Regions from separate parts of the Mus musculus genome. Here regions 1 and 2 are each linked to region 3. Evidence: chromatin loops called from intact Hi-C (ENCODE). Cell type or tissue: left cerebral cortex. All regions are shown on one strand. Each heading gives the region's core, and the rest is flanking DNA. Links, peaks and the distances in the headings are about the cores only.

Region 1 (7,583 bases), core at 1,271-6,270, 230 kb after region 3:
CTGGAACTGCACTGTTTGGAAATGGAAATGAATGACTTATTATAAACTCCAATCCTACCATCCCATAGTAAGATAGAGGCTCTGGTGCATTGCCTCCAACATAGATTTAAAAAAAAACAAAAACAAAAAACAAAAAACCTGCTGAATACTTTTTATCCAAACTATGCTCCCATCTCCAAGTTCTGGATGCTTTTCTAACACCCTGATGTTGACTCACCTCTGACAGAGGGCACATCGATTGTTGCCTCCATTTGAAAAGCTGGAAGCTACCTGCAAGTTCTACACCCGTATTTCCATGGCCCAAAGCCCGTGGCTGAACAGTATATGAGGCCTGCAACTACAGAATGGACAATCTCTGAGGTATGATTTATGCTCCACAATGCCCAGTGGGTTCTAGCTAGATGTGACCTTTTGTCTGAATTCTTTCTTTGCTCAGGTTCTTCCCATCCCCCTGCCCAATGCACTCACAGTCTAATGGGTCCTACTGGGAATACATCCTGAACAGGTCATTCCTTAGTGCAGAGTCAGCTTCTAGGGTTATACAAATTAGGACAATTAATGTGTTTCACTATTCTATTAGAGCTGTTTTCAAAATGCAAACTACTAAAGAACTTTGGGTGGTCAAATTCTAGATGATTTCCAGTTACTTCCTTGTATTTTCCTTCTAAACCTAAAATTTTACAGCCTGGGTGTGTGTGTGTGTGTGTGTGTGTGTGTGTGTGTGTGTGTGTGTGTGTATGTTGTTGCTAAATAATACTTTGATTGTCACTTCTTAAAAGTGATCATTCATGATGTTTTCTTCCTATAAAAGGAGTTTGCTCTAGCTACTGATTATATCATCTAACAGTTTTTTAAAAATATTTTCCCATTATATTTATTTACTTGAGAACATGCATGTGACACAGCACCCGTGTAGAGGTCAGCGGATAATGTGCCAAAGTCAGTTCTCTCCTTCCACCATGTGTGTGATGGGAACTGAACTCAGGTTGCCAAGCTTGGTAGCAGGTTCTTTTACCTGCTGAGCCATCTAAATGAGTTGGAATTCTAATCAATCCTTAATATGTTTAATAAATAAGACCCAATTCCAAAGTTTAAATTGAGACAAACCTACTGGTATATTTTTAAAATAACCTGAACTGCCTTTATTGTTGGATAAGTGCATCTACATCCATTAGCCCAGGGAGAAACGTTTTTCAACTCTATTTTGAAAATTATCGCCAGTAAAACGTAATCTGTCATTACTTTTAAATCTTCCTGATTGTTGTATGTTGTGACCTCTGCACTGAGTTCTGTGTTAGTAGAAAAACACAATTATTCCACTTTTCCTATTTTAGAGTAACTCGCCTGCTCAGTGCTCAAATGTAAACATTCCAACTTCTATACAAATCACCTCACCAGGCTCTGACTTGAATTCCTAACAATACATAAATATCTGCAAGTTGAAAACTGCCACTGTGCTGAAGAAATGTTCCAGAAAAGTCGATAATTGGGCAAATGGAAGCAAGACTGTTAGAAGACTTCCTCAACTTGGTTTAAAAATAATGGGTTGGGAGCTTGCTATGAGATCATGTCTCCTAGTAATGTCAGAAGCTGCACCCACAAGGTCTCATCAGTGTGGCTGCCTAAATAGGAGCTTAATAAGAACAACACCAATAAACATGCTAAAGTGGACAGAGAAACTCCTACAATGCCTTGATTCTACATGAAGACTCACACAACTAAGGAGTGCTGAAAGCAGAAGAAATAGTCTCCCCCACAGAAGAGTATAGCAATTGTTTATCCAATGCCAAATGGTCAGCCCTGAAAACACAAATACAAGTAACATTATATGGGCTGAGTGGGCTATATTAAGGAACATATATGTATATTCATATATACATGCAATAACAATTGATTAAATTGAGAATGTGGATTTGAAAGAGATCAAGGAGGGGTATATTGGGGCAATATGGAGGGGGGAGAGGAAAGAAATCTTTCAATTATAGTCTTAAATTTTTGAAAACTAAATAAAAAAGAAAAAGAAAAGAAAGAAATGGCCTAATAAATAATATAGTGGAGTGAAGAGACAGCTGAGTTGTTGCAAGCTTAAGATGTTCTTGCAGGGACCAGAGTTTGGTTGCCAGAATCCACACCATATGGTTCACAACTTCCTCTAACTTCAGCTCCAGCTCCAGGAGATTAAACACCCCTGGCCTCTGAGTGTACCTGTCCCTCACAGGCACATATATGCAGAGACACATAAAGCAAAAAATTAAGGCGAAAGATGTCTCCAATTCAATCCCATAAGACAGAAATGGGTAGAGATCCAGGTTGCCTTTCATTGTCAGGGGATCCTCACCTGAACCAAAGAACACAATCATTATTTGAGCAAGGATATACTCTATTCTCTCAGGAGAGTATGTGTATCACTTTGGATGACTTGGGGAGAAATTGATTTATTACATACCATAGAAGCCATACAATGTTGGAGCTCAAACACTAAGAAAGGCAAGGTAGGGCAGACCAGTCCCGTCCATACCCACTAGCCTCTGTTCTTATTGAACATACTCATTAAATTGGCCTCCACATTATTCTATGGTCTTATACAGAACTTCCCTTTGTTGATTAAGCAGTGAGTCCTAGCCTGACTGACTATGTATCCTCAGTTACACTGAAAGGTAGTCAATGCTGATGGTCACTTTGACAAGACCTAGACTGTTTTCTCTCAAGTGAATCTAGAGCCACTTAAGAGTAAAAACTCCATTAGTGCCTAGGATTATATAGATTAAATGGATTGTGTGAAGACCTAACCTAACTTAAGGTAGCACCATTCCATGAGTGATTGAATTAGGGAAAAGTGACCCAGGCCAGCATTCACCTCTCTCTGCCTCCTGACTATAGGCAAAGTGTGCCTCCAGTTCTAGCTGCCATGACTTCCCACCATGATAAGTCTAGAGGGAATACTAAAAATCAAGCAGGAAGAATAGAGCTGGAGGATGAGGAGGAAGAGGTAGGCCACAGAAAGACATGGCCATTGCACTCATCAACTCAGTGCAGCTGCGGCTACGGGAAGAAGACCTGTATTTGACTAGACCCATCAACACTTCATCTGGGACAGGGAAGGGAGCCACGAGGCCCTGCTGCTGGGGGTGGAGTTGGAGGAGGCATGTTATTTTCTTCAATGCTATACCCACCCATATGTTAACCTTCAGTCCTTAAATAACTCCCCACCCACACTCATGCAAGCAACACTAATTCAACTCTGTGGTTCCTACACACACTGAAAAGAAATGAAAGTAGGAGGCAAAAGTTTTCCAAAAGAAGAATGGTATCAACAGGACAGGGTGGGGATAACAGGGAGTGACAATGGATAAAACTCATGGTATAGATGTGTGAAACTTAAAGGATAAAAAAATTAAAATATTTTAAATCTATGAACAAAGTAAACCCTTCTCCCTTAGATGACTTCCCTCACCAGAGTATTTTATCATAACAAAAAAGGAAATGAACATAGTACCTCTCTAAAATTCAAAACCAAGAACTATTACAAATAATTCAAAGCCAGAGGAATGAGCACAGAAAAGCTAAGAATGTGTGTTACCCAGCCATACACAGAGTCTGACTCCAGCTAGCTCCCTTGCCCTTCTGAATCCTGACTGCCACATCTGTGTAGTACATACCTTGTAGGGTTATTATGATACTTAAATGTGATATGTTTTATCTAGCTTAGATAATACTCAAAAAATAGTAAGTACATAAAGAATGTTAAATGATATTGTAAATGACTCATTTCTCTGTGGACAGGGTAACTCATAAATATTTACAGAAAGCCAAGAAATAACTCACTTTTCAAAACAGGGTGAAATCATTCCTATGAATACACACACATGCACACACACACATATATACGCATGCATGCATGCACATATAGCTTATGCAAAGAGGTCGCTGGACCAATTTTCTTCTAACTCATCAATCCTCAACATAGTAATAACGAACCAAAGAATACAGAGTGTCTGTTTCATGTCTGCCCATTTCATGCTCCGATCATCTCTGATGACAAGGATGTAGTCACAAAGAAGACTTTGGAGAGAGTCACCCAAGGCCTCTGCTCAAAATGCAAAAAGGAATAGGTTTAATTAGTGTCAGTCCTGTGGCTTATGCTGTGATCACAGAGAGTGGGCAGAATTGATTTTAATCACCCCACCTTTCCCTGGGGTAGGAGAGGAAACCAAAGGCAGAATCTAAATTCATTGTCCTCCCCAGAATGGAACCTATTTACAGAGACCATGACATCTTTAATTGTACTCAAGGAAGGTAGACAAGGCCATGTGAGGCAAAAACAATTCATGTTCACTGCAGATTTAGTGCCAAGCACCACATTTTCTCCTCTGTGTATTAACATCCCCCATTGTGACATGCCTGTCTTAGGATGGAGACCATGCCAGCTCCCAGGCCTGGGAGCTTCTTAGTTGATAAAGAGACAAAAAGTCCTCACTGCCATCTCATCTACACCATTGATCCTGGCAAAAGATCCACAGCCAGCATCTATTGGTACAGAGATACCAGCCCCAGTGTCATTCAGTTGCTGCCTAAAGTCCTAGCCAAAAGCAATATGAAGGAGGAAAGAGCTTACTTTATTTATTTGGTTCACAGTTCCAGGTTATCGGCCATCATTGCAGAAAGGTCAAGGCAGGAACTTAAAATACCACATCCACAGTCAAGAGCAGAGAGAGAGACAAGCATACCCCATGCCACCTGCCTGCTGGCTTCTGTGCTCAGCTAGCCTTACGAGCTCTTACAGGTCAGGGCCTAACACATGAAATGGTGCTGCCCACAATGGGCTGGGGTAATTAACAAAACATTTCCTCATCAAGATAATTTATCAACTGAGGCTTTATCTAAGTGACTCTAGGTTATACACTTTGATGTTTACAACTAACAATCACAGTACCCCCACCTGTGTTAATCACCAAACTGACTGAACCAACCATTTCTGCCAGGCATGATGCCAGACAGGGAGGGATAATGAGGAACACAAAGATGAGTTCAAGGGGGTCAACCATTAGAAGATGTTTCTAGTAAGAGAAAGATCCAGGAGAAAGCCTTTTTCCCTAGGCCCCATAAAAGAAGAGATTTCGGCTCTTCTTTCATTGGGATCTCTTTGAATGCCCAGTAAATCTCTAAATACTTTGTTCTGTTCAATGTTTAAAATAGCATTCTTCCTTTTCTCTTGGGATGTGAGGAAAAGAAAAGAACATAAGTAAAAAGCATTTTAAAAGATGTCTACAAAGCAGTTCACTCAGCATCTCTGGCTATACCTCACAAAACCAGCCTTGGTCTGTGGCCACATAGCAATACATTTTTCTCTTCTTCCTTTCCCTCCACATCCCTTCCTGTCTGTCCCTTCCTCCCACTGTCCAAGATCCAACTCCTCATCACTAACAAAGAATATATAAGTAAAGTATTAACTCAAAAGTCCTGTGCCTCAAGTTTTGTTCTCCAGGACCCTAAGTCACATGGGTAAGTAGTACTTTTCCTTTGCTGTCTTCTCTGTTAATGCTGGCGAGGAGAAGGCTGTCTGGTCAGGCAGCCCAGCTGAAGGCTGGAACAACTTTTGCACTGACATTCATCTGCATTCCTCTAGGATGCAGTGAGCACGGTAAGAAGAGGGAAAATGGAAAGACAGAGGTACTTTAACTTAATCTTCTGCTTCCACTGTCTCCCAGTTGTCTCTTAGTAAGAACCAACAAAGGGAATCTGAACTTCACCGAAGTCTATGTTACTACAGACTTTTGATCTGTTGACACGATGCCACTCTGTCAAAGGAGACAAACTTACTCTCATACTTTCCAGAGATCAAAAGTAAGGTCACTGGGTAGAGGTTATAAAAAGGTGGATTTTCACCAAATCAAAGGAATTTGCTACTTACTAATGGTTTCTAGTCAGGGAATGAGCTACTTGTGTTAATAAATGCCAGTCAAGGTATAGGCAATTGGACATGGGTATTTTCACAGAAAACTGTATCAGAGTCTCTACTGTGATAGTTGGTCTCTAAGGACACATGCTCCTGGGAATCCATGCCTTCTCTCCATCCTCCTTAATAATAAATCTGAAGCAGTCAAATACAAATAATAGAATTAAGAGGGAATGATGCTACACAGCTTTGGAGACTAGGTCATAGGAAACATTGGATCTTTCACATTGGTCTTTTGGGTAGATTTGTTCTGAGGAAAAGTACTCTCCACATAAGAAATGTCTCAGACCATTATTCCATAAGGAAGTATGTACATAGCCATGCATGAGGAAGGGGAGAGTCTGTTTCAATTGTCTTAGAGATGCATAAAGAAGTCATCTTGGGCGTCCAACATCCTGACTTGTGCAGTCAACATAGGATTCTACCTCCAACAGTCAAAACATTGCGACCACATTGAGACTCCAAGTAAGAACTGTACATCTGATGGCATGAAACATATACAACTACAAGAGATCATTCTTTGACCACTTGTGGAGCTTGGCCCAGTCAAGATGGTATCACCTACTCCCTTGCCTACCACCAACACATCACGTTTCCTCAGGGCCACCTGTCAACATCCCCATTTACAGCAACTCCTGTCTCATTTTCCTTTCCACATCCTTCCCATACTGACTGCTTCTCAAGGCATGTTACACACTTGAATGCAAGCTAGTCACACATTGGTGTCTAGATCCTCCTTGACTCCAGCCCATTAACTCTGCCCCTCAGGGACCCACTTAGGCCAACATGCCCCACAGAGGAACACCACAAGTCTATCTTCTCTGTTCTGTGGAAATGACAGGGACCATGGATAAACTTACTCGACATTCCCGGCAGGTCTTGGTTAAAATCCGCTGGCCCTCAGCAAGAACTTTTCCTCCATAGATACATTTTGCTGCAAGAAAACAAAAATACAGTTCATGCCTAGTCATGCTATGCTACCAAACGTCCTCAGAGTCTCCTTCCCAAGCTAACAGATCCCACAGATTCGCTGAGTCTAAGTGATATAAACTTCATCCAATGTAAGGCATGGAAAGAGGAGCATGCAAAGCCCCTGAAGCCCTCAGCCAGACCTTTTGAGTTCACCTCACCTTCATAGCAAAGCAAAATAAGTGGGGGAAAAAAGCCAAAGGGTAAATTTTGGGTTGAACGTTTTGTAGGTGGGCTGGTGTCCCTATCACTCCATTGGAGTTCCTGGATGGCTACAGGAGGTAGCCTCTTCAGGTTCCATATCCCCAGTGCTGTGAGTCAAAGCTAAGGTCATTGATTCCGGGGTGCCTACCTTATCCCAGGTCTCTGTCTCATCCTGGAGATGGCCCCTACCTCCTCACCCCATGAGATGCAGATTTCTATTCATTCTCATGGACATCTGGCCATCCCTTCTGTCCCTCCCCACACCTGATTATGAACACCCTCCCATTCCCCTCCCCATCTCCTCTCCTACCCAATCCCCCCCCTCCATCTGACACTCAGGAATATTTTATTCCCCCTTCTAAGTGAGATTCAAGCATCTTCATTTGTGCCTTCCTTCTTGTTTAACTTCTTTGAGTCTGTGGAGTGTAGCATGGCTAACCCGTATTTTAGGGCT
Region 2 (7,583 bases), core at 1,271-6,270, 510 kb after region 3:
CAGGAACTTGGTAAATGGCTGGTGCATGTGCTCTTAGGCAGAAGTATCGCTCCTGAGAACCTCAGTCTCCTCCTCCATAGGAAGGTCAGTGTCACCTCCCTGACACCCGAGGTCTGGGAGCCGAGCTCACCAACAGGCTACATACAGTAGATACTCGCCTGGGGTCTCAGTCACATGCGCTCATAAGACTAACTCTCCAGACCATGCCAGCCCTGATCCTGTACTCCACAGAAGTTAAGGAAGCAGCTTGGGCAGCTCTCCTCACTGCTGTGACCGTTTTGCTCTTTATGTGAAGACACACCATACAAACAGAAAAAAGAAACCAATTAGGCTTCCAGATGCAGTTTTGTTCTCTCTCTTTAATTAGTTCCTTTCAGGACGATGCCCGATGCTGATAGAATAACACATTGCACATGGGATAGGGAATCAGGAAACCCATTAATAAGGAGCCATCTCCGTGACCCCTCCTGATCCTTGCATCATGTGAGATGCTGGCTCCATCAAACATGTTTTATTCCCAAGCTTCTGTCTCCTGGCCATGCAGCCAGCTCCTGCCATTTCCTAGGAAACTCTATTAAAGTTCTCTACTTTTGACATAACAGCTCTACAAATGGCTAAAAGTGGGCATTAGAATTAAGCAGAGTAAAAAGCTCCCGGGGAGATGATATTTTCAGAGCCTGGGAAGCAGCCGTGAACATGACAGAGGCACTTGAGGTCTGATCTGGTACTCAGAACTCACTTTAGCTGGGATACCTGCTGTTGTCCATGCCACTGCTGGCTGATCCTCAGCCTTGGCCAAGAAGAGATCCAGCCCAAAGCCCTTCAGTTTGCCTTTGACGTTCCAAGCACAGAGTCCTGGCCTGACTCACTTCAGATCTAATCCTTCTCATGGATGCAGAGCAAAGTGACACTGGAAAGACTCTACAACCTCCTCTAATAACAGGAGTGTATGGCCACTTGACCTCTTCTTAATACCTTGAAAAGTGGTGTTCTTGAAGAATAGACTTTATGCTTCTACCAGTTGGCACATGCTTGATAGGGTTGGGGTGGGGGATGCTCAGGCTGAACTGCCTGGAAATTGCTTCAAACAGAAAAATCCCTCCTTCCCAGCAGGGTGCAGCAGGAGACACTGAGTGGGTACCTTCGGGTGTTGATATTTTGGGTATACCCTTTATCCTCTACCCTGGTGACAACCTCCCTCCCCCCCAAAAAACTGGAAAGCAAGGAAGGCTTAAGCACTGAGCACATACTACTGGCATTTCCAAGACACAGGAGAAAACTGGTGGATGAAGGATGCTTTCATAGATACTACTCTGCCCATCCATCTACCCCAATGTACCTGAAAATCCCAGAATGGAAGACAACAGGCACCTCCACCCCCACCCCTAACCCCACCCCCACTCTGTGCTCCAGAGGTGCTCTGGGCCAGAGTGATATGAGCAGCTTCCTCATAACACCTGCCTTTTGAAGCTACCCCTGCACTGCAGTCTTGCTTTAATTAAAATGTGCCTGATAGCATCTATTCATTTCCATTAAAAGCTGGTGATATCTGAGTAGCTAAGTGGGCCACATGTTTACTTCATCTAGGACTGGTAATGTCCCAGACAACAATTGTCTCACTTGACAAATAAACTCTCTAAGCAGCTGTTTGGATCCTGATACAGTAATCTCCAGCCGGCCTCCTTCTAAACCCAAAGATGGATGTAAGGGATGGAGATGGGGCTTCCTGGGCAAAACCAAAGGGGCTGCTTCCAGAAACCGAACACAATGCTCTCTCCAGCTACAAGAAACTGCAAACCCACAAGGCATAATTTCTTCCATTTCTTTAATTCTTCCAACAATTTATGTATGAAAAATATGCAGCCTCAGGCAATCAAGTAATTGCTACCAGGAAGCACAAGGATTGGCCTTGTACCAAGCTTAGGGACAGGTTGGGGAGCTACATCTTAGATCCATTCTGTCTTTGTCCAGGGTTTTTTGGGGGGCCTGACTACATTCCACTTTATTCCTCCAGAGCCATCAAGGCACAACTCACACAACTCACTGCCTGGGCAAAGCCTTACAGGTAGGTGATCATCCTCTCTACCATGTAACCAGAACTTCACTCCCATGACCCCAATTTCTCACAGCCCACCTCTCCCCCACATCACACAGTGTAACAAGAATGCTTTCTGGTTTCTACCAAGATTCTCAGCAAAGCTCTAAGTTCTCCAGTCAGCTCTGTCTCTCTCTCTGTGTCTCTGTCTCTCTCTCTGTGTCTCTGTCTCTCTCTGTGTGTGTCTCTGTCTCTGTCTCTCTCTCCCGTGCTCGCTCTCTCTCTCTCTCTCTCTGTCTGTCTGTCTCTGTCTGTCTCTCTCTCTCTCTCCTGTGCGCTCTCTCTCTCTGTGTGTGTGTGTGTGTGTGTGTGTGTGTGTGTGTGTGTGTCTCTGTCTGTCTGTCTCTCTCTCCCGTGCGCTCTCTCTCTCTCTCTCTCTCTCTCTCTCTCTCTCTCTCTCTGTGTGTGTGTGTGTGTGTGTGTGTGTGTGTGTGTGGCACCTAATAAGCCACCCACTGTTCAAGATGTAAAAGGGAGCTAGGATTGTAGGGAGGGGGGAAGACCTCACGTCAGAAACTGAAGTATAGTGGAAACTCAGCCTGAAGCTCATGAGCAGTTTTTGGCAACTCTTCAAAAGAGTAATGAAAACAAAGGATGTAAGCACTTGGGTCCTAATCTGGAATGATATGGAATGGTCATCAGGCTGCTCCTTCGCCATCTGTCTTCTCCCTATCTTCCCTTTCCCTGTAGGATGTCCCCAGCAACACTCTCCTCCTCCCCACCGGTAGCCCAGCACTAGTAGGCCATGTCCTCATCTTCCTGGAACTAGTTCTAATTGCAAGGAGCAACTGTAGTAAGCGCCACTTAGCCTTGGGTCTATTGGCTGCGAAGGGAGTTCCGGAAAGACACTCAGGTTCTTTTGTCCCTAGAGAAAGGTTTCCCCGTCTCACTGGGATTAGGCAAAGGAAAACCTTAGTCCACTTCGGTCCTGGGAAGTAAGGGAGGGGAGGCTAGAAGCTCACAGACCCCTAACTGCCTGCCAAAGTGGGGAGTCTGGGGCATAAGGGATGGGAACTTTTTAAGTCGACTAAAGAAGGGGTGTGTTCCTCAGTCCTCTAAACGTAAACCAGCTGTCTGGCTTGGGAAGGAGACTGAACCTCTAGAGTGGGGAATGAAGGTACTGGAGGGCCGCCGACATGGGGACAGGGAATGCCTATGCGTCCATTCTAGGGATCCGAAGTCTGTGGGCAATGAATCTGATGTCTGGCTACCAAGAACTATCTCTTCCCCTGTCTGCCTTGTTGATCTGCTTCCTACCCTTCCTAACCCCGCCCCTGCCTCCTGACAACTACTGCAAGCTTGGTGAAGTAGGCTACATTCTTGAACCCCAGGGACCCGGAGTCAGGGAACCCCGTGGAAGAGGAAAGAGTGGAGTGCGCCTCAGGGTCATCACAACCGCACCTCCAGCAGGCAGATTCTATAGGGACTTGGTCATCAGGCCAGTTTCCTTGGCCCCGGGTCCCACCCCACAATCTTGGATGACAGCAGGAGGAACACGGTTTAGAGGTTGAGAAAATCTTCTGTCGTCTCCACTGGTCCAATTTACCTCCTAATAATTGTTCGCTTAGTTGTTTGGGCAGGGAGCTGACAGGAGACCACTCCTGGAGTTCCCTCTGGGAGCCATGTGGGAACCACGGAAGAGCTCGCGGGTCCCCCCTTTCCTCGCAGCCCTCTCCCGTGCGCCGTCTGGCTCCCCCGGCTCTGGCCGCGCCTGCCTGCCGCACGCGCTCCCTCTGCGGGTGGAACTCCCGCGGCTCGGGGACACCCTTGGCCACCGCACCCTGCAAGTTCAAGGATGTAGGATCTCTGGCCACGCTGCAGCGGGTTCTGACTCCTTAGAACCGGGAAGCTGCTTGCTAGCCACACAAGGCTGCGACCACCCGGCCGCACCCCGCATACTGAATGCCCGCTGCTGCGTCCCCGGGGAAGAGAACACTCGCCCGGGCATCTTTTCTAGCGCTTTTACCCCGAGCTGTGCTGGGCAATCAGAACCCAAGCACTCTGCTGCCCTTCTCTAGCCCGTCAGAGATAGGTTCCGAGTCTCTCCTAGACAGAGTAATCCCGGGTTACAGCAGTCGGGAGCAGCACTATCATCACCACCACCTTCCCCCAAATCCCGCTTAATGCCCAGCCTTGCTTACCTGTCCTGGCGGTGCACACACAGAACCACAAAACTAAAATCACATCCATCGGCATCGCTCCGGAGGCCCCCCGCCAAGCAGGGCGCACCAACGCCAGCAAGAAACCAATGCTTCAGAAAGCCGCGGCTCTGTGGGCTCGAAGCGGCCAAACTTACTAGCGGGCGGCAGGGGAGGTGGCTCGGCGGCGCCCGGGAAAGCAACCCCGACTGCCCCGCCCCCAGCCCACCCTCCACCGCGGGTGGCGGTGGCACGGGGCTGGGGCCCTAAACCCTGCTGCAGCTGCGCTCCCCCTGAGCTAGGGCGGGAGCGCGGGGCTCCGCCACTCCCGCAGGTTGCCCTGGGAGTCTGTGCGGATTCCGCTCGCCTCCTGGACTCCGGAGATGCAAGGATCCCGGCTACCCGCGCCTCACGGCTTCACGCCCCCGCCTCTGCCACTGCGCCGCGCTGCGGGCTGCCCAAGTTGCAACAGTTCATCCAGGCCGGGTCCGAAGCCGCCCAGCCTGCGTGCGTGGGTTTTGTTCCCTAGGGGAACCAGACCTAGGCGGTGTCGAGAAGTGCTCCCAGCACCTCCTTGGGAAATAACTACTACCGATTCGCTCCAGCAAGTGGGTGGGGAGGAGCAGGTGGGGGCGGAGGAGGGGGCAGGGGACGGATGATGCCTGAGTCCCCAACCGCCACCTGTACTTGCTGTCTAGTCCCAGCCAAAGGCTCTTGTGACTGGATACTAGCTTTTAAGAGTGCTGGTTGAGGGTGTTGAGGTGGGAGTCCCTGAGCTTAGAGCAATCTATGGCTCGAATTTAAGAAGTGTTTGCTAGCTTCGTTCTACAGGCCAAATGCTGCCACATAGGGGAAGTTCTAAACCTTCTAAACCTTTTTTTTTTTTTTTTTTTTTTTTTTTTGGCTGTTGTGTGACTTTCTGGATGGTTTTCTCCAAAACCCGCTGTTTAGGTCTCGGTCTCTCTCTCTCTCTCTCTCTCTCTCTCTCTCTCTCTCTCTCTCTCTCTCTCTCTCCTTTCTTTGGAAACCCCTACTGGAACACCATTCTGTAGAGAGAAAAGCTGGGCTTTGCTGGCGACCAGTGGACAAGCAGAGGAGTCTCTCCTGTCTAGTGTACCCTCTGCTACTGGGGCCGCCCCGCTAGGGTCCCTGTACTGTGTGCTTCAGTCTATCTAGAGATGATGCAGTCACAGAACCTGAAAGGTCAGTACCTCCAGCTTACATGTTCATGCCATGTGACTCGAAGCCTCCCGCACCCCAGCTTGTCCTGTGGCTCCATCTATGGCTCCAGCTTCCCCCAACATCCAATACTACTCTGAGATACTTAAACTCATAACAACCTCCCAGATCCCAGAGGGGGGGGGGGGGAAAGAGTTCAACAAAAGAGCTCTGCTTTCTTTCCAGGGTTTCTCTCTGGCATTTGCCCATCCTCTGTGCTCCCAGGGCCTTTACTTCACATACCTTTGACCCCAGGAGTCCAGTGGGGGGTCACCAATTTAGTTGCACAGTTTATGAAGAGGAAAGGTCTTAACCTACATGGTCCTCTGACCTTGATCCTATTTTTCAGGACATTCTGTATACACCCCCTTGCCCATTTGCTCCCCGTTCGTACCTTCCCCGGCAGGTGAAGAAAGAAATCATGAAAGATAAATCAGCCTGAGAAGTACCCACTGCAATGCAGCTGAACTGGGCCATTACAGAGTGGATGTCAAGGCTTAACTCTCCAGCTTTTAAGAGTGTGTGTGTGTGTGTGTGTGTGTGTGTGTGTGTGTGCCCCTGGAAGATAGAAGACAATGTTGGATGCACTGCTGCTGAAATTACAATCTATTGTGACATGTGTCCTGGATCCTTGTGTCAACTGAACTTTATTTCAGCTCCCAAATATTTTCTTTGTTATGTATCTGGAGCTAGCCTTGAACCTTGAACCTCCTGTCCCTTCATCTCCTAAATGCTAGGGTTATATGTCTGGGCCACCTAGTTTATGTAGTGCTGGGGATGGGACCTGCTTCCTTGTGCATCCTGGGCAAGCAGTCTACCAACTAATCTGTCTCCATAGCCCTTTACTCTCCAAAATTCTCAAAATTCAACTTGGCCCCAGAGCAGACCCTTCCTCCTGTGTCTTCATTACAGAGTCGAGGCTTTCTCTTCCTCCTGGAGCATGCTGCACGTGATGCCAACATTAAAATCACACACACACACACACACACACACACACACACACACACCCCTTGCAGAAAACTAGATTTCCCATGTTTCACTGGGCCTCCTAAGTAAGGACTCCGGATGCCAAGCTATATATTGTGAGAACCATGTCCCACCCTCAACTCTCCCTCAGTATAAATGCACTTCTATGGCCTTTAGGGGCTCTGAAGTGCTTTTCCTAGTCCCCTTTTCTTGATCTCAGAAATCCCAGAAGCCCTAAGAGGCACAGTGGTCCCAGCAGGGGACTTGTATCTTTTGAACCCTAATCGTCAAGACTGTGTAGCTGGTCCTGTGGGATGAGGGTTTCAGCGTGTTCCATTTAAAAAATTAAGTGAGACATATGTTCTGTCGTAGCTCTGCAGCTTCGCAGCCATTAGCAGTAACAAGAGTTAATCTCAACAAGCTCATAAATCTTCCCTAGATAACTAAGGACCTCAGTCCACTCAGGTAAGTACACGCTTTCCTGAGTGGGGACGTGGGGAAGGGGCGGGCGGTAGACCTGTTGGTCCAGCAGAGAATAGGCCCAGTGGATTTCTGTTGGCATATAGTCCATTTCTGTGACGTCTCCAGAAAAAAAACAAATGCATAGAAACAGGAAGCTGATGAGTGGCTGCCTCTGGATGAGGAGTGAGTAGGAGGAGGATCTGGAGAATGATGGCTAAAGAACGTAGGGTTTACTTTAGGGGAACCATAAAATCATGATGGTAAAAAGTTGATGGGTATATGGCTCTCAGAGATATCACTATATATATAAAACATTGAATTGTGTACTTTGGTAAATCATGGAGTACGTGAATTATATATTTTGGAAAATTCCTTAGTGATGGCTGTAATGATGACCAAGTAAGGATTTTTGGTTTCTGGTTGCCCAAACTTGTTTCCTGACAACTTCTAAGAGAACGCACTGGCCTTCACCACATGGCCCAATCAAATAACCCACAACTACCCTATGCCTACAGGTAAATCATAAAACCCTGCCAGAATCTGTGAGGAAAGGTGGTTTTCTCAGCAGCCCCGGGGCTCCCAACCCTCCAACTCATTCCTATCTCTTTCTGGGTGTCCTCACTGCCTCCATGCTTGCCCTTACAAGTCAGTCATACCATAAAGGTCACAGTCTACTTCATAAACTATAAAGAAATTCTATTGGT
Region 3 (7,583 bases), core at 1,579-6,578:
ACATCTATGGAGTCACATGCCATATTATTTGGGCAATCTAGTTCCATTGCAGTTTTAATTACATTGTCCAGTAAATAGGAATCTAGGAAGAGATATGCATTTTGTCATACATGAGCTCTTTAGTGCAACCCCAGAGAATGGCTCTCAATCCTAGAGAAAAGGCTTGATAAACCAAAGGCTGCCTCCACGGGTTGAAAGTAGGGTTTTTTAATGGATGAGAACACTGTACAACCTTTAAAGAGAAAAAACAAAATGCTAGAGAATGGGTATAAATTTGAAGTCAGAAGACAGTCCTTAATGCAGCTCTTAACAGTGGTATAATCTTCAGAAATTGATCTTAACTTATGAGCTTTAATTTTCTCCCTAGAAAAATGAATAAAAAACTTAGCTCATTAACTTAGTATGTATAATTAGTATAAATAAGGTGATGTGAGCTATCTAGCTGTCTAGAAAAGTTGTAGACAGTAAGTAAATATTGCTTCTTTTTCCCCCTTCTTCATTCCACTTCCCCAAGTCTGAATGGTGATGGAATACAAAAGGACAGAATGATATATCTGTATCCTTGTCTTTGCCTTCTCAGTGCCTATGCATAGGGTCATGCTTGGTGTATAGCAAGTTCTCAGTAATCATCTATTTAAAGAGTTAATAAGGATTTTGTTACTTTCCTGTTGCTGTAATAAAACACGATGACCAAGGTAACTTATGGAGGAAAGTTTTTATTTGGGCTTATGGTTCCAAATGGATAGAGTCCATGATGCATAGAGCAGAGGCATCAGAAACAGTGACTGGAGCAGAAGTATGGAAGGCCATACTTCCTAAACCCATAAAACTAGTACTATGTACTGGGGATCAAGCATTCTGATATCGGAGCTGAAGGGACACACTATCATTCAAGCCACCACAAGATTGGAGTGTAGTCAAGGAAAGACTAGATACATGGTAGGCACTAAGCTTTGGGTTTGCTTCAATGAATATTAATTTATTCTCAACTATAACAGCTCTCTGTGCCTTACACACACACACACACACACACACACACACACACACCCCACACCACACTATTAATTCAGACACAAAACCCCAAACTGAGCTTTTCATTTTTTGAAAGCGTGTCTTCTAACCTCAGACAGACTAAATGAATGGTCCATCTGGTTAAATAAAAAAATTCTATTTAACACACTAGCAATTTTATGATTTATAAAATACCTGATAAAAACACAATTGCATTTTAAATGCCTGGACTGAAATCCATCTACTCTAAGAAGGTTAACAGGAACATTAAAAGTCCCAACTGCCTCGAGCCATCTGCCTCACCAGGAAGGACACATCACATGGGTTTCAGAAAAAATACTTTGCACAGTCACTATAAGGTATTACAAGGTAACAAATATAAAATTGCAGAAAGCCAACCAGGAATGATTGAGATTTCTTTGAGAAATTCTATGTAAATGCAGAAAAGCAGGGAAGCAATTGAGGCCAAACTCTAATATCATTCAGATATAATTAGGTAAAAGCCCCTGGGAATAGATATCCTTAAAATAATACAAAGATACAAAGTGCCTTATGCCTATGATATTTTATTCTCAGACTCATTCTTGGAAAGAAAATGAATCATATAATTTCCTCCTTGCATATTTTTGTTTAATTAAAAAGCAACTCATTTGATCGAATTTTAATTTTAAGGTCCATTTTATAGCTGCCAGTTTTAAAGATAAGCAGAAAACTGGATTCGATAAGATAAAACAGCAATAGCTGTCCAGCTAAGTGTCCTCAGTATTACCAGCATTTCATCAAGGTCAACATTATTTCAAGTCCCAGCTTTGTCATTTCCTCCAACTCCCAACAGCTCCAGAACTGTTCTGAAAAGAAAACAAATGCAGACTGCACTTTTCAGAAACATATTTGAAATGGTGTCTTTCAGCCAAACCAGTCTCTGCTGGGTCAAGGTTCCATATACACTTCACTTTGAGAAATGGACAACTTTAATCAGTGTCCACTGGAAACACACCACCTGCCAAGAACCCATAGTGGGACAGCCAGGCAAGAAGAGTGACAGAGAGGAGAGAATTGGGATCAGGAAATAGATTAAAATATAAATTTTCTCAAGCACTCGGATGCAACCACTGCCAGACCACAAACGTTATGTATAAACCAAAAGCTTTGTCCTCCCCAGTCACTCCTTACAGGGTGAAAATGTTCACAACTGTGGCTAAGCACAACAGGATCCTAGAAACTTGGTGAGTAGTCCAAATATTCCCGTGTTCCACAAATTCTGAGCCAAACTCATTCCCCACCAGGATCACGTATCCATACCCAGTAATTTGTGGACCAGGTCAGAGTCAAGTTGGGAAGAAACAATATGCTTACATCTGTCAGGAGCAAAGAATCCAAGGAGGGCAAATGATGAAGAAAAATATTTCAACAAAGAAAGACCTACCCAGGAATCTCACTTTCTGCAGCACATTACTTACATGCTTGAAGAGAGCAACTAATTTTCTTTTGCCAAAGTACTGTTCAACAGTAATGCTATTTCCACTTAACTGATACAAATGTGGCACAGAAAGGTAACATAAATTCATTAAGATTTCATCTCCATCTGAAGACTTCTAAGGAGGGTTTACTGTGATCATGGAACTAAGAACATAGTATTATCCTAACTAATCCCTACAAGAAGAGCAGGGCTGGTAGTCCATTGACACACTGAATTTCACAGTAGAAATTAGAGTGCAGAGAAGGAAAAATCACTTAATAAGGCCATTATAGATAAATGGCTAAGGATATACAGGATCTTTTTCAAATTCACATGCATCACCATGGAAACCATCACTACAGACTATAGACATGACAATTAGACACATTCCATGCCATACATAATCACACACACACACACACACACACATACACACACACACAACTTTTGGACCATATGCACATTGTGTCTAAATGCACCTACACACATACATGTAACCACACAATGTAACCACACAAATTATAAATGTGGCACACAGGCATACCATCAAACACACATGTACACACACACACACACACACATGCACGCATGCACGCACACGCACACCTACCTACCTGTTTGGTAGAAATTCTTGAGTTATCAACTGAGGAACAATTCTCTAATTTGATAAAGGATCTTGGTTCTAAAGCCAAAATCATTGGAGAAAACAACAGTAAAATGTCAATGTGCATCTTTCTAGACCAGAAGAACAGCCTGGCTGCACAGATGAGCCATGTGGTATTCACCTAGGTTTGAGAAAATTATCTAAATCTGGGTTGTATATATGATCAATCAATTTAGAATCTTTATGTAGAAGAATGGGGGGTCCTGGACCCCAGTATTCTCCCATATCAGAAAACTGGGATGTGGGGTCATTTAGTGTTAGCAATGCTTTTTTCTGCCCTTCCAGGATGCTTGAACACAAGCAACACACAAAAACCCACAGTGTGGAGAAGGCAAGAGGCTCTACTTTCACGTCTAGTCCCTCAAGCCCCTCTGCAGCCCTTCAGCAACAGGACAGGTGCACCAAGCAACACTAGGGGGCAGCCTTTCAGTTCAGCTAAAACTACAAAGCTGACAATGCTAAGCCAAAGCAGAAAGCCCTGGCTCCAGCAGGTCCCATGGCAACCTGGAAGCACCTTCTTGACTGTGTTATCTTGGTAAAAGATAATGGATGCTTGACAGTTACATAGCCTGACTAGGAGAAAGTAAAGCAAGAACCCAACAGACTCAGCTTCCCTTTTGTTCACAGGGCACCTTATAGCATCTTCTTAACATGCCCTTGCTACACAGGCCTCACTAGACTACAACAACACTTACCTTACTGCCACAGGACCTTTGTCCGTCACTCTTCCCCCTTCTTCCTGAAATATGCTCATCCTGTAGTGCCACGTATGGGATTCTTTCTTAATCCTCAAGCATAAGCTAAAAACCCACTTCAGTGAGCCTTCTTCCTGTCCCTAGTGACTTGCTGGAACTGCCCTGCTTGGTTTTCCTCAAAGCATTCATTACTGGTTGTGGCCATTGTCGTTATCACAACTTGAAATTGTCATTCTAGAAAACACACAGTGAAAACTGTCCTCTTACTCACATCTTCTCACCTACATTAGTTCCACAGGAGCAGGAACTCTGTTCATGTTCATCTTTCTCTCCCTAGCAACAGCACCTAACTTTCAGTCAGAGCTTGACAAATATCTGACAAAATGATAAGTCAAATGCATAATCAATGAGCAGGTCATTCATTTAGGTTGCAGGGAATCTAAAATAGGAGATCCAGACCCCTATGATATTTTGTGAAAGGGGTTGCCTAATGCCAAAGTTAAGTCTCACCTTCCCTTACTGGTCAGGTCACCAGTACCACAGCCAAATTCAGCCTATGTCAGGCAATGCCTGTGTTCTTAACTACTATGTGGCTATAGTAGGTGGGTGCCCTTCATAAGTACAATCAAAGTCACTATGTAAAACTAGAACAAAAACTATATGGTTTTCCCCTGGTGTTTTTTCTGTGAACTGTGGCATATAGAAGAAAGAAAGAAGGTGGAGTAGGTACCCTGGGACAACTGACCAAATGGAGCAAGCATCTATTGTATGTTGTGAAATTCAAGTTCTAAGACCACAGCATAGCCCTAAGTGCTACAATACAAAGAAATGTGGTATCATAGGGATCTAGCATATGCATCCCTGTGTGTGTGTGCATGTGTATGTTCAGGAAGAAGTGTGCATACATGGGAAGTCAGAGGCCAGCCTGTCATTCCTTGGGTACTGTCGACCTTGTTTTCTGAACCAGGACCTCTGTTGGCCTTATAGCTCACCAAGTAAGCTGGGATGCTTGTCCAGCAAGACCCAGGGGACTGGCTTGTCTCTGCCTTACCAGGACTGTGAAAGAAAGCATGACACCACGATTTGGTATTATCCATAGATCTGGGGGATAAAATTCAGGTCTTCATCCTTGTAAGCACTTTACTAACTGAGCCATCTTTACAGGTGCATATGTACAATTGTTTTAAAAAGAAAATTCACTACTTTAACTCAGAAGTTGCTGGGTCTTCTATTTTGGTAATATGTCATCAGAAATAAAACGCCTCAAAGGAAATTCAAACTGGTCCCCAACCCAACTTACTGACTCCATACAGATGAATCCACATGATAACGTGCAGAGGGATATTCCCTGTAATTAACTGTCAGTGGGAGAAAGTTGACTAATAGTCCATAGAGAGAAGCTGAGCCACACTGTCCATTAGCTGCCCAAGGACCAGTTGAGGGAAGGCTCATAAACCAGCTAACCTCTTAGGGTTTGCCATAAAAGTCACCAGCTGATCCTTTCCTTCCATGAATCTATAACCCAAAGAACAGACATAATGCCTGCCAAATCCTTCCTCCTCTCAATCCACTAAATTCTATTATTCTACATGAAATTCCAGACTCTTTCCCCACCTCTGTCTACCTAAGTTCTGGGGAGCTCAGAAGCCTCTTCAAAACAAGACACCCTTTTGTCCATATGTATAACTCCAACAATTACTTCCAATAGCCTTGTACCAGTTTCCTTTCTATAGCTGTCATAAAAATATCTGACCAAAAGCAACTTAGAGGGATGGATTTACTTAGCCTACACTTTCAGGTCACAGCCTATCACTGAGGGCAACTCAGGGCAAGATCTGGATTAGAATATTGAATAACCAAATTATGGAAGAACTCTGCTGTCTTACGTGTAGGGTCATGTTTTGTTAGCTTTTCTATACAGCTCAGGAACACTTGCACAGAGGATGGTGCTGACTGAAGTTGCCTGGGCCTTTCTGTACCAATTAAAAGTCAAAACAGTCCCCCACAGACATGCCTACAGGTCAGTCTGATCTGGGGGATCCCTCAATTGAGACTCCCTTCTCAAATGGCTCGAGGCTGTGTTGGGTTAACAATTAATGCTAACTACAATACACTGATTCTACAACTGGTTTTAGTATTTGGCTAAAGCTATCCTGATTTTCCCACAAGTGTTTTGAGTGTGTATGTCTATTTACAATAATCGATCCATTGACTTTATGACAAAGACAGGGTCAACTTCTGTATGTCTCAGTGTCATCTACACTCAAGGTTCCTGTCAAATTGTATCAAGAATGTTAACATGGGCAGTCAGAGGAGGCACAAGAGAGAGAAATGCTTGCCAGTGGGGCCTTAGCTTGAAGATAGTTATTTGCACAGTTTAACTCTCCTGTAGGTTATGGCTGGTAATGACAAACTAATCCAAAGACATTCCTTTTCAAAAATATTGGAGGAAATTGAAGAATATCGTAACACACAGGCATTTGCTACTAAATGTGAAGACCTTGAGAAAGCCTCAGCTTGTATCTTACAGCAGAGGTAAGACAGTCTTAAATGACCCTTGCACCATCATCCCTAGCTGAGAATCTCCTTCATTACCTTTCAAGGAGAGTTTTGTCATGAAATACTCCACAAAAACTGATGTAAGGAGTGCCACATACTACATCCCCTGCAGAGTGACTCAAAATAATCCTTACTAAAGGCACTGAGAAAACTTTAGTAAATCTAACTGCTGTTACCTCAGCATCTCCCATATCCATAGGCACCAAAGCCATTTTTCCAACAAGGGCTGTTACAACTTCGCAAAAAAATGTTTCCATGGAGTGTTGTTTTAGTTAATGCATTCAGTGTTATTTCTGGAAGCCCATGCCACCACCTGCCTCACTGCCATGAAGGTGGGGAGATGCACTTCTGGATACTTAGAGTGAGCCATGTTTTGCTGCTATTGTTGTTCTCTAATCTTCAGCACCGATGATCCTCCACTGACCACTGACGTACACACATTCTATTTTTTGCATCCATTCCTCTCCTGCCGGATCCAGAGCTTTGTCCCTTTGCAGGTTCCCTGCTGGCTGGCTCTCAATTCAGAGGCAGGAGGTGAGAAAAGCAATGCTGCCTCTTCCACTGGCAACAGCTTTAGAACAGCTCTGACCAGCTGTCGCAGCATACAGCCCCATATCTCTGTCTTCTGTGTGCCCTGCAACCCCTCTTTTCATCCTTCAGCCCTGAGAGTGATGATGGTTTCCTAACTCTGATTCTCCTGATTCATATCCTTCTAACTCCAAAACGTAGGCTCACCACAAATCCATTTGGAGATAAATTCTTGTTTTCCGTTCTAACTTTGGTTGATGGAGCAGGGAAGGAAACCATTAATTATTAATGTCTTCTGGGTTCGAGGAATTATACAAGATAATTGCATTCATGTGTCATATAATTTGATTCTTGTGACAACCTTTGATGATCAGTATTCTTGTCCTCATGAATGAGCTAAGAAGCTCAACACAGAGTCTCTTAGCTTATCTTGCCCAAGAGAAATAGATACAGAACCAGAGGACATTCTGGAATGCTACTTTCTGTAAACCTCTTTCTAAGACCCTGAACTAAACCTTGTTGGCAGAGTAGAGAAGAGACAGAAAAGGACTAGAGACAAAATAGAGTCAGCACCCCCTCCACAACTGTGATAAATAAAATTCACCCTTCCCCCCGTCCCAAGTTCAAATAGAATCATGAGGCTGCACGATGATGGGGCTCCTGATCC

Evidence for each region. Peaks named below come from ENCODE experiments on the same cell type or tissue, not always from the same donor. Only the 100,000 strongest peaks of a DNase experiment are listed, where the experiment ranks them.
Region 1: it touches region 3 in a loop (2.2-fold over the local background); 2 of 42 quality-filtered maps call a loop at or near these places.
Region 2: it touches region 3 in a loop (4-fold over the local background); 3 of 42 quality-filtered maps call a loop at or near these places.

The regions. Positions count from the first base shown.
Region 1 is chr7:50,248,948-50,256,530 of GRCm38, reverse strand. Nell1 (NEL-like 1) reads right to left here. Exons shown (of 20, transcript NM_001037906.2): 10 at 6,817-6,890. Among named protein-coding and RNA genes, the nearest start is that of Nell1, 280 kb to the right of the region's middle. In left cerebral cortex, for the core only: no CTCF peak of the experiment used is centred there; a DNase peak (open chromatin) is centred at 3,179.
Region 2 is chr7:49,972,097-49,979,679 of GRCm38, reverse strand. It overlaps Nell1 (NEL-like 1), which reads right to left and starts at 4,330. Exons shown (of 20, transcript NM_001037906.2): 1 at 4,237-4,330. The coding sequence starts at 4,291. In left cerebral cortex, for the core only: CTCF peaks have their summits at 3,840 and 5,040; DNase peaks (open chromatin) are centred at 3,931, 4,731, 4,972, 5,421 and 2 more places; H3K4me3 peaks cover 2,409 bases; H3K27ac peaks cover 1,344 bases.
Region 3 is chr7:50,481,487-50,489,069 of GRCm38, reverse strand. The region is part of intron 13 of Nell1 (NEL-like 1); the gene reads right to left. Among named protein-coding and RNA genes, the nearest start is that of Nell1os, 91 kb to the left of the region's middle. In left cerebral cortex, for the core only: a CTCF peak has its summit at 3,558 (motif pointing right); a DNase peak (open chromatin) is centred at 3,565.